Regions from separate parts of the Homo sapiens genome. Here region 2 is linked to region 1. Evidence: chromatin contacts called from ENCODE Hi-C or POLR2A ChIA-PET data. All regions are on one chromosome and are shown on one strand. The core of a region is the stretch at or near the end of the contact, and the rest is flanking DNA. Distances in the headings are between cores, read along the strand shown.

Region 1 (2,929 bases), core at 130-2,629:
CAGGCTGGAGCGCAATGGCGCGATCTCGGCTCACTGCAATTTCCGGCTCCCGGGTTCAAGCGATTCTCCTGCCTCGGCCTCCCGAGTAGCTGGGATTACAGGCCCCCGCCACCACGCCCGGCTAATTTTTGTATATTTAGTAGAGACGGGGTTTCACCATGTTGACCAGGCTGGTCTTGAACTTCTGTCCTCAGGTGATTCATCCTCGGCCTTCCAAAGTGCTTGGATTACAGGCGTGAACCACCGCGCCCGGCCCCTTAAGAAGTCTTCACATTCCTCTTTTACTTAAGGAATTACTGGGCTTCGTTTCTGGAGCCTTGTGAGAAGCATTACACTGTCCCCCCTTTTTTTTTTCTTTTTTAAAATTAATTTTCCTGTAGGAAGCAAGATCCCATCTGTCCCTTCTTTAGGCAATGAAGCTTTTTTCACCTTTGCATAAAAGAACAGCTGAGCCCCCTTTTTAAATTTTCTTTTGTCTTACCGTCCCTTGAGGCTAGAAGAGGATTCTCAAGGCACAGAGTTGTGGGCCACAAGAATCCAGGTTGAGGAAACGGTGAAAGTCCTGAGCTGAAACAACTACCTTGGGGCATTCAAGGAACAGCAAACAGCAAACCGACCGGCGAGGGTGGCGGGAGCTGGGCTGGAAATCAGGTGGGAGAACCGGCCAGACGCCCGCAGGCGCGGTACGCAGATATCCTGGAATGCGCTGGGGGCTCTTCCCTGGGCGCGGCTTCAGCACCCCGCATTCCGGTCCCACCACGTCCCCACCCACCTGGAGAAGGCGGAGGCTGCACTGAGTGCCATAAGTAGTCGAGAAGGGATGATTTTCAAGACATACCCTCTCTTTGCTTTCCCCCCTTTCCAATTCTGCCTTGTCTTTTTCCTTGTTGTGGGTGCTGGTGAGGGAAAGCAGTCAAGGAAGTTGGTCCCAAGAGGGGAATGCTTTCCCTTGGGCGCCAAGAGGCACTGACGAGGTGTCAGAGCCTTCTGAGGGACAGATGAGACTTTGGCCCAAGGCCAGGAAGATGTTTTCAGATGTGGGCCGGAAGACTTGACAATGCGGGGTCTCCCTCTTTTAAAAATATCCATATAATCAAAGCCTTTGTTGACTGGCCCGCTCCGGCCCCTCAGTCCTCCACAGATGCGCCCCAGGGCCCCAGCCCCGAGGTCCTTTTCCTAATATCCGCTCTTGCTCTCGCTCACTCTCCTCAGGTCGCCTGCTCCGCCCGCTCCCGCTCCCGATCTCTGATTGCTCCTAACTGACGTCACTCCCGGTCTGTCCCCGCCCACTCGGTGCTGCCATTGGCAGTCGGTCGTGGGTACGCGGCTCCTGTGGGGGAGGGGGGAGCTATGGGAGGGGGCGGGAATTCCCGACTCTAGGCCGGAAGCGCGCGGAGACCATGTAGTGAGACCCTCGCGAGGTGAGTGCGGGCTGTCTGGCAGCGGGGTCCATGTCGGCTGCCCAGGCCTCCCCGGGCCCGGGAACAGGAGTCCCAGCTCACGCATTCTTCATCTGCTTCCCGCGACGCTTGGCGGCCTCGCACCCCGCCTCCTGGAGCCCGGACTTTCAGGCACCGCCCTCAGTGTCGCCTCAGTCCGTCCCGGGACCGCAGACTCTTAGGGCCCCTCTCTTTGGCCATCTGCCTCTAGGTCCCATCCTGGGGCCTGAAGCGCTTGTTCTCTGCGCTGGGAAAAGGGGAACGATGGAGCGATCCAGCACCCAAACTTACCCTGTCCAGGTGGCCCACGAAGCTACCCAAGACATCTCTGCACAGCCCTAGCCTTTTTGGCTTCACCCACTCCGTTCGGGAGTTGGGGACCCGGCCTCTACATTCCTTAGGGGAACTCCAGCTCCAGGTCCTATTTGGAGGCGGCTCCTAGTTTCCTAGTTTTCTGGGGGCACCAGGTGAAAGGGTGATGAGATATCCATACAGCCTTTCTCATGCCTCGGTTTCCCCCGTGCAGTCTCCCTGAATAAGTCACTTGGGAAAGAAAGTGTGAGAAGAGAGGAATGTTCCTGGTACAGGAGTAGATGAGTCACCCTGGGTAGGGGAAGGTCACAAAGTGGCTGGGGCCAGGGAGCTGCACTCTGCTGACCAAGCTTCCCCATTCCTTGCCCCATCTTCCTTTGCATGATTTTTCCCAACCACTCTGGTCTGTCTTCCTAGGTCTGAGAGTCACTGGAGCTACCAGAAGCATCATGGGGCCCTGGGGAGAGCCAGAGCTCCTGGTGTGGCGCCCCGAGGCGGTAGCTTCAGAGCCTCCAGTGCCTGTGGGGCTGGAGGTGAAGTTGGGGGCCCTGGTGCTGCTGCTGGTGCTCACCCTCCTCTGCAGCCTGGTGCCCATCTGTGTGCTGCGCCGGCCAGGAGCTAACCATGAAGGCTCAGGTAAGCCTCTCCTTTTCCCCACACTGCTATGAATGCTTGGCTTAGGGAGGGCTCTGGGGCTGGCGGGGAGTGACCAAAGGAGGAGGGAAAGGCAAGGGTAGCCATTGTTTGGGTTGGGGTGGTCGGCCCTGGAGGGGGTTTGTTTGCTTATTCCCCTCTGTGCTTCACCCCTACCCAGCTTCCCGCCAGAAAGCCCTGAGCCTAGTAAGCTGTTTCGCGGGGGGCGTCTTTTTGGCCACTTGTCTCCTGGACCTGCTGCCTGACTACCTGGCTGCCATAGATGAGGCCCTGGCAGCCTTGCACGTGACGGTGAGCACTGGCCTGGGCATGTGACTTGCGGGAGGGGAATCACACACCTCTGGGAGTGTTGGTTTGTGGAGATTGATTCATGTGCCACTCCATGACTGTGTGGAAGACTTTTGGCATGTGGTATGAATTGTGATTTTTGGTTATGGGGCATAATTCTTTCTATGTGTTCCCTCCCCCTTCCCCATTCCCTGTGTGACCCCTACATTCCCGTTGAGACAGTAAGACACTTTTTC
Region 2 (2,929 bases), core at 419-2,918, 440 kb before region 1:
CCGTCCTCAAACCTGACAGTGCCTAAGAATCACAAGGGGCAGTTTGTTTAAAAGGACATGCCCCAGGCCTCACTCCTAGGTGTTCTTATTTAATAAATCTGGGTTAGGGTTCAAAAATCATCATGTTTACCAAAGCCCTCCCACCCAGCACACACACCAGATCTGATGCTAGGCTCAGAACTAAGCTTTTGAGAAATACTGATTTAGGGTGAGGCTAGGCACGTGTGTGGGTAATGGGGGCAGGAAGAGGTGCCCTAGAAGGAAATTCAGAAGCTGAGATAGCTCTTTGAGATACTTAAAGGTATACATACTTCTTTTGTGTATTTTCTTGCATTGCAGTAGGAAGAGGGAACTTGAGTCACCCAAGTCCAGCCTTCCAGCACCAGAGTGTTGGAACCGGCAGAAGCCTAAGTCCCAGCTAGTCCAGGCCCTTAGACAACGAGTACACCTGAGAAGTCCTGGCAGCTCCAGGGTGTGTGGGCGGCAGCTGATCCCGAGGAAAACAAACCTCTGGGCTCTAAGAGCCCCGCAGGCTGTACCTGCGGATTTCCCCTCTCAGCCAACTCCAGCCTCTGCTCCCCCTCTGCTCCTCACTTCTCTAAAGCGAAACATCTCACAGTCATTTGCTCCATGCTTCCTGTACGATTTCTTTATTTTTACTCTCCAGTTTGTGGGCTGAGTCTGTGTGGGTGTGGGAGAGGGGCTGGGTATTTCTACTTCTCTGCATTTTCCTTCTGAGCTGGGAGGACTTTCACTTCCTCCCCAGTCTCTCAGTTCTGCCTTTCATGGGCTGTTCAGGCCATGAGACCACCTCTCCTAATCCTTCCTGAGCACCAGGGAAATGGAAAACTGACTGTAACTGGCTGCCCTGGAAGGGCCTAGCATCCACTCAGGAGCAACAGGTGGTGGCAACTACAGCAGTAACAGTAACCTCCCTGGGGCAGGAGCCTTGGGCTGGCGTGACAGCAGCAGAGGCAGCCAAGGGAGCCCTGCTTGCTCCTGAGGCCATCCGAGCCCTGGAACCTGTCTTGCATCCCTCTAACACCACCATGGGCAAGCCTGGGCCTCCACTTCCCTCCCTCAGCCTTTTCTGTCCCAGCACTCAGCCAGACAAGAGTGACTCTCAGCTTGCCCCAATGCCCCCAGCTCTGCCTGCTGATCTAGTTCTATATTTGAGAGTCTTAGACATCTACCACACTGGAGCACAGAGCCACGGGAGGGGTTGGCCTCCATCACCGGGGCCTGACAACCTGCCATCCCGCCATCCCAACCTCCCTGAACCTCAGTCTCCTCTTTCAAACAAAGTTATATGTAGATACAGTGGAGGATTAGAAAACATTGAATGGGTGCCCCAATCAACAGTGTCTGTTACTGGCAGGAGTTATAAATGTGTATTGAAAATGGAATCCCTTCTTTTTTTCTTCCAATCATAAGGACCACAACCATCCAAAAAGCAAAGAGAGCCTCAGACACTCCAGCTCAGCCTCTAGTTGCAGAAAGTCACCTCCTCAAAGGGAGAGATCAGTGTTCACCTAGGACTGGAATTCAGTGTGATCTAGTGGTTGAAAGTCTTAGCCTTCAGCCTCCCCAGCCTGTCAGCTGTTCCAGAAGCCTGTCAGCTGCCCCTTAGTTTTCTGCTGTGTCCTCAAAGAAGCACTGGGACCCTAAAATAAACCTCTGGAGAGCCAGTTGCCCAACTCTTCCAGAAGAGAGACTAGACACGCAGCTGGGCATGCGGCCAGAGCCCAAGAAAAGCCTGGTTTGCCAGGGGCAGATTACAGTCAACGGGAGCAGTAAGTGCCTCTGCCCTCTCCCTCACGGGTCCTTCTCTTTTCTAGAGGGGAGTCCAGCACGTGCCAGCCCCAGGAGGTCTCACTCCCTTGCCAGCCTCCCGACTCAATTCCCAGGACTGGGGCACTTGGCTTCCCAGAGTTGGTGGCTGCCAAAGTGACTCCGTGCAGCGGGAAGATCCGTGACTCAGCGCCCGTGATGTCAGTCCCTTCATAGTCAGGGCACTGTCATCCACACATGCACCCGCGGGGGTGGGGGGAGGACCAGGCGAGGTGGACCCCCAATGCAGAGGGAGAAGAGGGGCGCTGGTACAAAGGACTCCCCAGGCGGGTACATCACCCCGCTGGGGCGCGCCCTCTCGGGCAGTCTCCCCTTAGAGTAACCTGGGACGCGGTTGTGTAAAGGCTCCTGGGGGCACTGGGAAGGAAGCTCGAGAGTCAGGTTTGCAAGGACACAGTCCTGTACACAGACCGCAGGGTTCCCGCACAGCTTCACCGGGCATTCCGGGGAGCGCTCCGGACCAAGGGAGCAAGCGCAGCAGGGGGCGCAAGAGCCACTACCCGCGACCACACAGCTAGGTACCCGCGGGGCCTCAAGGCAGCCACAGAAAAGGGGATCCGTCGCACCTCCTTTCCTCCCTCCAGCCTCCCACAGACTGCGGTGACCAAGGCGGTTTCCCCCAGCCGCTAGCTGCCCCAGCCCTCCAGGTGCGCCCGAAGCCCTTACCCTGCGCAGGGCAGCGCCTTGGGGCCAGCGCCGCTCCCGGCGCGGCCAGCAGGGCAGCCAGCAGCGCGCAGCCGACGGCCAGCATGCTTCCTCCTCGGCTACCACTCCATGGTCCCGCAGAGGCGGACAGGCTAATGGGAACCGGGCGGCAGGGGTGGCAGGGGCGGGGCGGGGCGGTGGGCGGGCAGGCGGGCTCAGGCCCCGGGGGCAGCCCCCATCCGCAGGAGCCCGGCTCTCTACACACACTGCGAGTCCCTCGGCCCCGCGCCGCGCTCGGCTCCTCTCCCTCTGGCCCGGCTCAGTGTCAGTGCGACTTCCCACTCGCACATGACTCAGAGCGGCGGACGGTCCTGGCAACGCAGGAAAACATTTGAGGAACTCGCGCTGGAGCGTCTCTGGGCCGTCCCAGGGT

What was found. A loop is a pair of places that touch in the nucleus more often than their neighbours do. ChIA-PET counts read pairs that join two places held with the same protein, here RNA polymerase II (POLR2A). Pooled maps may share reads with other maps.
Region 2: a pooled map shows a loop between it and region 1 (2.9-fold over the local background). The contact joins the promoter of IL6R-AS1 here to the promoter of SLC39A1 in region 1. A Hi-C loop is called at or near these places in 2 of 50 pooled maps. POLR2A ChIA-PET finds 5 or more read pairs at or near these places in 3 of 52 experiments (CD4-positive, alpha-beta T cell, MCF 10A and PC-3).

Annotation. Positions count from the first base shown.
Region 1 is chr1:153,961,987-153,964,915 of GRCh38, reverse strand. It overlaps SLC39A1 (solute carrier family 39 member 1), which reads left to right and starts at 1,379. Exons shown (of 4, transcript NM_001271958.2): 1 at 1,379-1,421; 2 at 2,169-2,387; 3 at 2,566-2,696. The coding sequence starts at 2,201. MIR6737 (microRNA 6737) reads left to right here and starts at 2,496; the gene lies at 2,496-2,565. RefSeq lists enhancers at 1,003-1,282, 1,323-1,492, 1,643-1,702, 592-1,791, 1,743-1,812 and 1 more.
Region 2 is chr1:154,405,303-154,408,231 of GRCh38, reverse strand. It overlaps IL6R-AS1 (IL6R antisense RNA 1), which reads left to right and starts at 1,668. Exons shown (of 2, transcript NR_147855.1): 1 at 1,668-1,793. IL6R (interleukin 6 receptor) reads right to left here and starts at 2,889. Exons shown (of 10, transcript NM_000565.4): 1 at 2,518-2,889. The coding sequence starts at 2,602. RefSeq lists an enhancer at 1,759-2,365 and a silencer at 2,605-2,754.